Regions from separate parts of the Mus musculus genome. Here region 1 is linked to region 2. A link is a loop called in an ENCODE intact Hi-C map of the cell type or tissue named here. Cell type or tissue: gastrocnemius. All regions are shown on one strand.

Evidence for each region. Peaks named below come from ENCODE experiments on the same cell type or tissue, not always from the same donor. Only the 100,000 strongest peaks of a DNase experiment are listed, where the experiment ranks them.
Region 1: it touches region 2 in a loop (6-fold over the local background); 16 of 42 quality-filtered maps call a loop at or near these places.

What each region holds. Positions count from the first base shown.
Region 1 is chr4:144,292,158-144,297,157 of GRCm38, forward strand. It overlaps the pseudogene Gm13120. Among named protein-coding and RNA genes, the nearest start is that of Pramel5, 14 kb to the left of the region's middle. In gastrocnemius, no CTCF peak of the experiment used is centred here; no DNase peak of the experiment used is centred here.
Region 2 is chr4:144,038,520-144,043,519 of GRCm38, forward strand. It overlaps the pseudogene Gm13104. Among named protein-coding and RNA genes, the nearest start is that of Pramel4, 18 kb to the right of the region's middle. In gastrocnemius, no CTCF peak of the experiment used is centred here; a DNase peak (open chromatin) is centred at 2,585.

The DNA.
Region 1 (5,000 bases), 250 kb after region 2:
ACAGATTCACTAGAAAGTGTGGGACATAAAATCATGTCAGTAAGTTTGGTAAGGTAAAGCAGGTGGAGACTTGGAGACTCAGTGGGCAGACACCTGAGGCTTAGGTGATTCCCATCTCCCTGCCAGACTCCTGACTCTGAACATGTGCCATGTTTCTGACATAAAAGAGACATGACCTATGGTCACACTGGCTCAAGACAGAGTTCTGCATGCTAATGAGGTACCTAATAAGGCCTGGAGGGAGTAGCCAAAAAGCTTCCCTTCAAAGACATTCCTCCCTGCAAGAGGTATTTAATCTCAGGCCCATGCTGAGAAAAGGGATATGGTTTTACATAAGCACTTTCCACCATGACAAGAAACTGTTTAGAACTTTGACTGTCTCTTTTCACTGAGATCCACCATGGGGAGCCATGGAGAAGGCCTTAGCCTACAGAGCCATGCCTAATCTCCTATAGAAGGTCTCTCTGAACTACACACAACTGCCACCAAGCCTGTTGCCCTCAAACTAAGGACAATCATCTCCTAGATGGGAAAAGATGGGAGTCCCTCTTTCCTCCCCCAATACCCAGGCTAAACAGTCCCCAGCCTATTCCACCACCACCACCACCACCACCACCCCTCCTCCGAATCCATTCTCTGCTTTTCTTCAACTCTGCTCTTCTCCAACTACTAGTGGCACCTCAATGTCCAAGATGGTGAGGACCCCACTGCACGGCAGTGGCATCACAGACTGAGGGACCCCCACACCTAAGACTGAGCTTTGTCACCCCAGAGCAGTGTGTCAGCAAGTCCTCATAGCCCAGCATCTACCCTAGCAGCAGCATGAGATAAGTACAGTCAAACTCCCCATGTTTCACCTCTCCAGGTGACTGTGCCCTGTGGTGGAACTGACAAGGGCCTATATAACCCAACAAAAGAGCATCTTCCTGAGTGAGATAACCCAGACACGGAAAGAAACATATGATATGTACTCACTTATAAGTGGATATTAACCATACTACAATCCACAGATCCAAAGAAGCAAAGTTACAAGGAAACCCCAAGGGAGGATGCTTGAATTTCAACCAGAAGGGAAAAAATAGACATCTGAAGTAGAGGGAGTGAAGGAACTGGGTGGGAGGTGTGGGGAAAGGAGTCTAGTGGAGATCAAGTGTGAGGAGAAAACAGAAATTAGTGCGAGGGAGCTCAGAGACAGAGCATAATACTGGGAGTCTTAGCCGGGCATGGTGGCACAGGTCTTTAATTCCAGCACTTGGGAGGCAGAAGCAGGGAGATTTCTGAGTTCATTGCCAGCCTGGTCTGCAAAGTGAGTTCCAGGACAGCCAGGGCTATACAGAGAAACCCTGTCTCGAAAAACAAAACAAAACAACAACAACAACAACAACAACAAAAATACTGGGAGTCTTACATGGTGACCATAACTGAGACTTCTAGGAATGGGGGATATGGTTCTTTTTTAAAAAATAGTTATTTATTTTATTTATAAGACTACATTGTATCTGTCTTCTGGCACACCAGAAAAGGACATTGGATCCCATTACAGATGGTTGTAACTACCATGTAGTTGCTAGGAATTGAACCCAGGATCTCTGTCTGGAAGAATAGCCAGTGCTCTTACCTACTGAGCTAACTCTTCAGCCCCAGGGATATGGTTCTTGAAGAAACAACTTCCTGTAGTCAGGCAGAACTTCTAATGGAGGGAGGAGGATACCAACCCATTCACAAAACATGGACCCAAAATTTGTCCTGCTTAGAAGTTCAGAGATAAAGATGGAGCAGGGATTGAGAAATTGGCCTACCAATTACTGGCCCAACTCGAGACCTATCCCATGGGAAAGAATGCACCCCTGAAACTACTAATTATATTCTGCTATGATTACAGACAGGACCCAAGCATAATGTTTTCTGAGAAGTTTCATCTAGCACTGATGGAAACAGATGCCAAGACCTGCAGCCAAACAGTGGGTGGAGTTTGGAGAGTATTGTTAAAGAATGGTGGGAAGGGTTGAAGAAGACCTACAGAATTTAATAATCTGGGACCAAAGGGGCTCACAAAAACTGAACCATCTACTAGTGACTATTCATGGGATGGACCTAGGCCCCTTACACAAATGTGCCACATATTTAACTTGTTCCTCATGTTGTGGGCCTTTGGGTCCTTTTCTCATAGCTGGACTACTTTATCTGGCCTTCATGGGAGAGGATGCATTTAATCCTGCTGTGAACTGATGTATCAGGGTGGGTGGATACACCTGGGAGGACTAACTCTCTCTGAGGATAGGGGAGAGGGTGTGAATGGAGGGGACATTCGGGTGTGGCTGGGAGAAGGGGGGGGGTCAGTCTCTAGTCGGAAACGTGAATAAATAAGCATTAATGGAGAAAAAAGAATCCAGTTTCTGCTTAATCATGCTACTTAGTACCGCAGACCCTCTTGTTCCCTTGTCTACATGGAACGAGTCTCTAGTTGCAGATGGGCAAGGAGTAGGCAGGAATTGACAGACAGATTCGACACAAGAGAGTGTGGATCTGAATGTAATTTGTCAAATCCAGCATCAACATTTTATAGAGAAGAAAGTAGGGAAGTTGGGTGACACACGGGCAAGGTACAAAGAGATTACTGGATTCTTACACAAAACAGAAGAAAACAAACAGGGAAGGTATGGCAGGAACCAACTGGAATAAAATTCAATGTTAACAACTGGTATCGAAAACTGCTTCACCTAAGGTCCACTTAATCTTAGAAGCCAGGGGCAAGGACTTTGTTCCCTAGCCATAGTTCCTACTCTAGTCTATTGTATAGTCCACCTTCACCCTAGGCCATTGTAAATACCTGTGTATGGGTGTAACTCAGCTACCTAAAGTTCTTAGTATCTACTCTGGTTCCTCTTTAGGTCACAAAATTCATTCTTCCTAGATAATGGTAAATTTATGTGTAGGGCAGTGACTTAGCTATCCATGCCCAGGGTCAGATCAAGGACTGCCTAGAATCTAACTTAACTGTATGTCAAAATATCAATCCTTAGGAGCACTGGTAATAAAGCAATATTAAGGGAAAGCACACAGATCGGTTTACCAACTAAAGCAAGGACATTGGAGCATTCTTTATACAGGATGCCATGATTCCAGGAGACTAAGTTTCCATGAACTTTTAGTTTCGGGACAGCACCCAGGTTTTTGGGGCATGTCGTGCTTGTCACTACTGGTGTGGATGTAGCACCTTAGAGCCATCTCATACAATAGATCATGTATTTCATTTTGTAGAGTTTAAAAATTAAAAATGGGCGTAGTGGCATATGCCTTTTATCCCAACACTTGGGAGTCAGAGGCAGGCGGATTTCTGAGTTCAAGGCCAGCTTGATCTACAGAGTGAGTTCCAAGATAGCCAGGACTATACAGACAAACCCTGTTTCAATAAATAATTAATAAAAAATAAAAAATGTACACGTGTTAATACAGTTGATGCATGTTTAGAATTCCAAGGGAATTTCACCTTGAGAACTGAAAGGAATGATTTTGAAATTACATATTTATCAAAGGTGATGACTATCTTGAAATTCTTTACAGAGGGAAGCTGGTGATACTCCAGCATGTGTATCCATTAGAATACAACAATTTTTACACATTTTACCATAGAAAATATTACACATATATCTCACAATTCTACAAGTCAAACGTAGGGCTACTGTGTAATGCCTTTCAGAAACTATCATCAACTATGAAATTGTAACCAGAGTTGTTGAACATGTAAAGAGATCTATGGGCCAGTGAGACACAGAGCCGGAACCAGGAACTCTTAATTCATGGAAAAAAACCTGCCACAGGAAGTCAGGGGTAAGGGTGCAAACTTTTGATCTCCTCAATGGGGAGGCAGAGGTAATGGGGGTGTGTGTAAAATCCAAACTGAAACTAGGGATTGTTCCCTGGAGATACTCTTTTTTTTTCTTTCAGAAACAGGGTTTCTCTGTGTAGCCCTGGCTGTCCTGGAACTCACTCTGTAGACCAGGCTGGCCTCGATCTCAGAAATCAGCCTGTAGCTTCCTCCCAAGTGCTGGGATTAAAGGCATTTGCCACCAGAACCGGCTGGACACTCCATTTTCTATCTCATGTTAAAATTCAGAGGTGCATTGTGGCACAGGCCTTTAATCCCAGCACTCTGGGGCAGAAGTGGCAGCTTGGTGAGTTCAAGACCAGCTCCAGAAAAGAAAAGACTGCATAGGGACACTTCTCCATTTCCCTATACATTGTACAGTATTAGACCCTAAAAGTTCATGGAATTAGTGTGAAATGTTGCTTTCATTAGGTCGGTGGCTACAGAATTTCTGATGACAAAGAATAGGTAATATTCCATTAAACTACATTGAGAGTACTTCATACACAGATGTTAGAAAGGAAAGTTTAATTTCATTTTCAAAATAAAGGCCCAGCTGTGAACAACAAATCAAAATCCAGGGCTGGAGAGACAGCTCAGCAGTTAAGAGCACCACTGCTCTTCCAGAGGTCCTAAATCAATTCCCAGCAACCACATGGTGGCTCCACATGTGTTTTCATGTGTATCATTCCAAGTGTTTGCCTGATGAGTTCAGTCTTAGTGACAGCAATAATCACTGGCAGTGCCCAGTTTGCTGGAGCATTAAGATGAAGCACTCTAACAAGCAGGAAATGGGCATCTCCTTGAAGTTCAGTGTCTCCCCCATGAAAAAGCAGGTCATAGACCTTAATAAAAAGGAAAGGACAGTAAGCATCCTGGTCCATTCAGCTGTTGATGTCCCTCCCATACAAGGAAGGTGAATGAGGGGAAGTACTGGAGTTAAGTGGAGTTCAAGGCTGACACACAGCTGCTTCTGCACAACAGTGATCTGCTATGGAGCAGGGAGCCAGGGGACATTGCAAGTATGTGATATAAAGACACGTACCATGAGCTGGACAAGCTGCAGCTTTGCAAGAACTGCTTCTACCTGTCAAACCCACGGCCCGACAACTGGTTCTGCTACCCTTGCATA
Region 2 (5,000 bases):
CAGCCACTACATGGTAGCTTATGACCATCTATAATGGAATCTGATGCCCTCTTCTGGCACACAGGTGTACATGCAGATAGCATACTCATATACCTAAAGTAAACCCATAAAATATTTTTTAAAAGGGTTGGAGAGTTGGCTCAGTGGTTAGGAACATTGGGTGCTCTTCCAAAGGTCCTGAGTTCTATTCCAAGCAACCACATGGTGGCTCACAACTATTTATAATGAGATTCAATAGCCTGTTCTGGCATGCAGGTGTACATGCAAACAGAGTACTCATATACATAAAAATGAAGAAAGAAAGAAAGAAAGAAAGAAAGAAAGAAAGAAAGGAAGGAAGGAAGAAAGAAAGGAGTTTCAACAAACGTAAGCTTCAGAACAAGACCAGGTCTCATAAACAAATTCCAAACTAAGTATATGAATACCAACTGAGTAAAGAAAAGAAAAGAAAAAAGAAAAGAAAAGAAAGGAAAAGAAAAGAAAGGAAAAGAAAAGAAAGGAAAAGAAAGTTCAGTGGTTGAAAGTCATTCAGTGATCAGGGCCCTCCCTTTTAGGGTAGCCTCAGTTGCTCTCCTTTTCAGAAAAGGAGCTCTAGTAATCTAGACACTGAAAACTCCTTTTTATTATTTAGTGGGACTGAAGCATCCAGCAGATGGCAGTATTGATTGGGAGGTAGAGCTGGGAGGCAGAGATATGAGGAAACTCTTTAAAGAGAGAAAAGACTTTGGAAGTCCTGAAGCCCAGGGTCAAGTGTCTGGCTCCATTATGCTCAGCATCTTTTTGTTTTGTTTTGTTTTGTTTTTTAATCAGCCCTCATAAGTCACTTACGTGACTTCTCTACATTGTGTTAATCTGTCATGTCCAGGGACATAAAATTGGTGATTACACAGTAAAGTTTGATTTGTGGGTCTTCAGGGGAGCTAATTAAAGACATGGTCTTGATTCTAAATGAATTTATTTTTAGTTTCATTTTTTCTTTTTTCTTTTTTTTTTAGATTTAATTCCCTGGTTGTCTTTTATATATCTATGTATAAATAAATGTTATTCAACTATCATTCCAGTCCTACCAGTAATTCTGCATATCCAGACATCCCGCAGAATACGGACTTTGTATAAGTCATGGTATCTTTAATACAAGGAATGGAGCATGCATTCTCACTGTGTACAGTGAGGGATTTGTTAGTAGCAATGACCCTCCCCTACAACACAATGGTTTCTATGACATGTAAGTGCTCTCCCTCTGAGTAGGAGACACAGGGTGGGTTAGAGTGACACTGGGGAGGGAAGGTGAGAAGGGACTCAGTTATAAACTCGTATGCCTCAGCTGTAATTCGGTGTTTTGAATACAGGTTTTGGCTTTCTGTTTTTTGTTTTTGCTGCTGATCTTGTTACATGCACTCATGTCAGGACAAAGATGAAATATGCAAACTTTAAAATATTCATTTTTCTCTAAGATCCAGCTCAGTAAAAGATTACCCCAGTTTCCCTGCAATTTTAAACTACAAGATCAAAGCTAATAATTTGTTATAAAAGTTATATATTGAAAAGAAATAATGAAAACACACTTGGGAAATGTTTAAGAGAAACTATGCAGGGCTAGTTCTGCTGTGTCAACCATGTTCCCAATATTCAATCACATGCCACCAGCACAGACCCAGGCGAGGCCTGTGGACCTAAAGCAAACTGTCCAAAACCAGCTCAGCAACATCACGGCCTGGTGGTCTGTTCTTCTGATGCATCTGCATCTCTTTTTTTTTTTTTTTTTTTTTGGTTTTTTGAGAAAGGGTTTCTCTGTGTAGCTCTGGCTGTCCTGGAACTCACTTTGTAGACCAGGCTGGCCTCGAACTCAGAAATCCGCCTGCCTCTGCCTCCCAAATGCTGGGATTAAAGGCGTGCGCCACCACGCCCGGCTGCATCTGCATCTCTTACATTCAGCTCTGTTCTGTCTTGGTTAGACTCTCTCTTATTCACCTGTCGCTGTTTTTGTTTTTGTTTTTTGTTTGTTTGTCTGTTTTTGTGTTTTGTTGTTTTTTTTTTAGATTTGTTGTTTAAAAGATAAAATTTCTGTAAAACCTAAAAAATGTTTTAAAATTTGCTGAAACTGTAACAAATGCGCAATTATATTTATTTAGAGTAATACCCTCCATGGTGTTACTTCAGCCCCTGAAAAATGCCGGAGGAGCATTAACAAAAGATTTAAACTACTGTGCAGAATTTCACCACGAAAAGTGTTTAAAGGCTGGTGCAAAATAGGAGGCAAGCCGGGCGTGGTGGCATACGCCTTTAATCCCAGCACTCGGGAGGCAGAGGCAGGTGGATTTCTGAGTTCGAGGCCAGCCTGGTCTACAGAGTGAGTTCCAGGACAGCCAGGGCTGCACAGAGAAACCCTGTCTCAAAAAACAACAACAACAAAAAAAAAAAAAATAGAAAATAAAAGCAAAATAGGAGGCAAATTCTAAACCATTTTGGCTTCTTGGGAACAAAAACCGCTGCATGTGAAGTTGGCAGCAGGCTCATCTCTTCTGGTGGCAGGTGCGCTTGTGCTCTTTGTGCCAGTGCTCCTGCTGGCACTAGATGGAGCAGTAGGCCGAGCTCCAGCAGCCATGGTACATGGCCTGCCGCCTCCTCACAGTTGTAACACCACTGCTTCTTGATCTGAGAAATGAGCTGCTTGTGCTGCGCCGCTAGTTCCTTGATCTCCTCTACAAATGCTTCCTTACACTTTTCCTTCACCTGCTTACACTTTCTGTGCATCTCAGCCTGCAGGTTGGCTACAGCTTTGTTCACGGCTTGTCTTTTTCTTCTTCCATTTCAGAACGCAACTTTTCCAGCTCTTGACAGACCACTCTCTCTGTTTCCCGCTTGTGTTCCGACTTCATCCTGTCTTTAAAGTCATTAAAATTTTTGGTATACTTGTCGTGGCACATGCTCTGACAAACACCATTGCTCATCATCTGAGTGCTTTGATGCAGATGCAGCATTCCTGGGGAAGAGGCATTTAACTTCCTGGTCTGGGTTGACACTGACACCCTGTCAACTGGCTGAGGCATTGTGGGGATTTCCTGTCTGAAACTTACTGCTTCCATTTCTGGCTCGGGTTCTTCCTTTCTGGGCTCCACACTCTGATTACATCGTCCTTTCTTTGCTCTTGGCTCTTGAGTGACCTTCAGCGGTTCATTACTGGTCAAGGAGATACTGGATTCTGCCTCTTTCTTACCTCAGTCATCATTCTTAGACTTCCAGAACCTTCCTTCATGGAGGAAGCCCTGATGCAGTTCCAGCTCATCACTGGCCTTTTTCAAGCCCATGCTGTGCTTCACATGTAATCTGTGAACATTGACTGTAATATCCTGAATATTTTCAAAAGGAATCCAGGCTCTCTGGTGGTATGGCCAAAGAAGCAAACACAAACTTGACTGTATTCTTTCTGCATGACTTTGGCTGGCCAAACCCCAAAATCTTTCATTTTAGCCCAAAGCAGCTCATGATTAGATATGCAAGGGTAGCAGAACCAGTTGTCGGGCCGTGGGTTTGACAGGTAGAAGCAGTTCTTGCAAAGCTGCAGCTCGTCCAGCTCATGGTACGCGTCTTTATATCACATCCTTGCAATGTCCCCTGGCTCCCTGCTCCATAGCAGATCACTGTTGTGCAGAAGCAGCTGTGTGTCAGCCTTGAACTCCACTTAACTCCAGTACTTCCCCTCATTCACCTTCCTTGTATGGTAGGGACATCAACAGCTGAATGGGCCAGGATGCTTACTGTCCTTTCCTTTTTATTAAGGTCTATGACCTGCTTTTTCATAGGGGAGACACTGAACTTCAAGGAGATGCCCATTTCCTGCTTGTTAGAGTGCTTCATCTTAATGCTCCAGCAAACTGGGCACTGCCAGTGACTATTGCTGTCACTAAGACTGAACTCATCAGACAAACACTTGGAATGATACACATGAAAACACATGTGGAGCCACCATGTGGTTGCTGGGAATTGATTTAGGACCTCTGGAAGAGCAGTGGTGCTCTTAACTGCTGAGCTGTCTCTCCAGCCCTGGATTTTGATTTGTTGTTCACAGCTGGGCCTTTATTTTGAAAATGAAATTAAACTTTCCTTTCTAACATCTGTGTATGAAGTACTCTCAATCTAGTTTAATGGAATATTTCCTATTCTTTCTCATCAGAAATTCTGTAGCCATCGACCTAATGAAAGCAACATTTCATACTAATTCTATGAACTTTTAGGGTCTAATACTATACAATGTATAGGGAAATGGAGAAGTGTCCCTATGCAGTCTTTTCTTTTCTGGAGCTTGTCTTGAACTCACCAAGCTGCCACTTCTGCTCCCAGAGTGCAGGGATTAAAGGCCTGTGCCACAATGCCCCTCTGAATTTTAACGTGAGATAGAAAATGGAGTGTCTAGCCGGGCATGGTGGCGCATGCCTTTAATACCAGCACTTTGTAGGGAAGATACAGGCTGATTTCTGAGTTAGAGGCTGGCCTGGTCTACAGAGTGAGTTCCAGGACAGCCAGGGCTACACAGAGAAACCCTGTCTCTGGAAAAAAAAAAAAAAAGGAGTGTCTCCAGGAAACAGATCCCTAGTCCCAGTTTGGATTTTACACACACCCTATTACCTCTGCCTCCCTATTGATCAGATCAAAAGTTTGCACCCTTACCCCTGACATCCTGTGGCAGGTTTTTTTTCCATGAATTAAGAGTTCCTGGTTCTGGCTCTGTGTGTCTCACTGGCCCATAGATCTCTTTATATGTTCAGCAACTCTGGTTACAATTTCATGGTTGATGATAGTTTCTGAAAGGCATTACACAGTAGCCCTACATTTGACTTGTAGAATTGTGAGATATATGTGTAATATTTTCTATGGTAAAATGTGTAAAAATTGTTGTATTCTAATGGATACACATGCTGGAGTATCACCAGCTTCCCTCTGTAAAGACATTTCAAGATAGTCATCACCTTTAATAAATGTGTAATTTCAAAATCATTCCT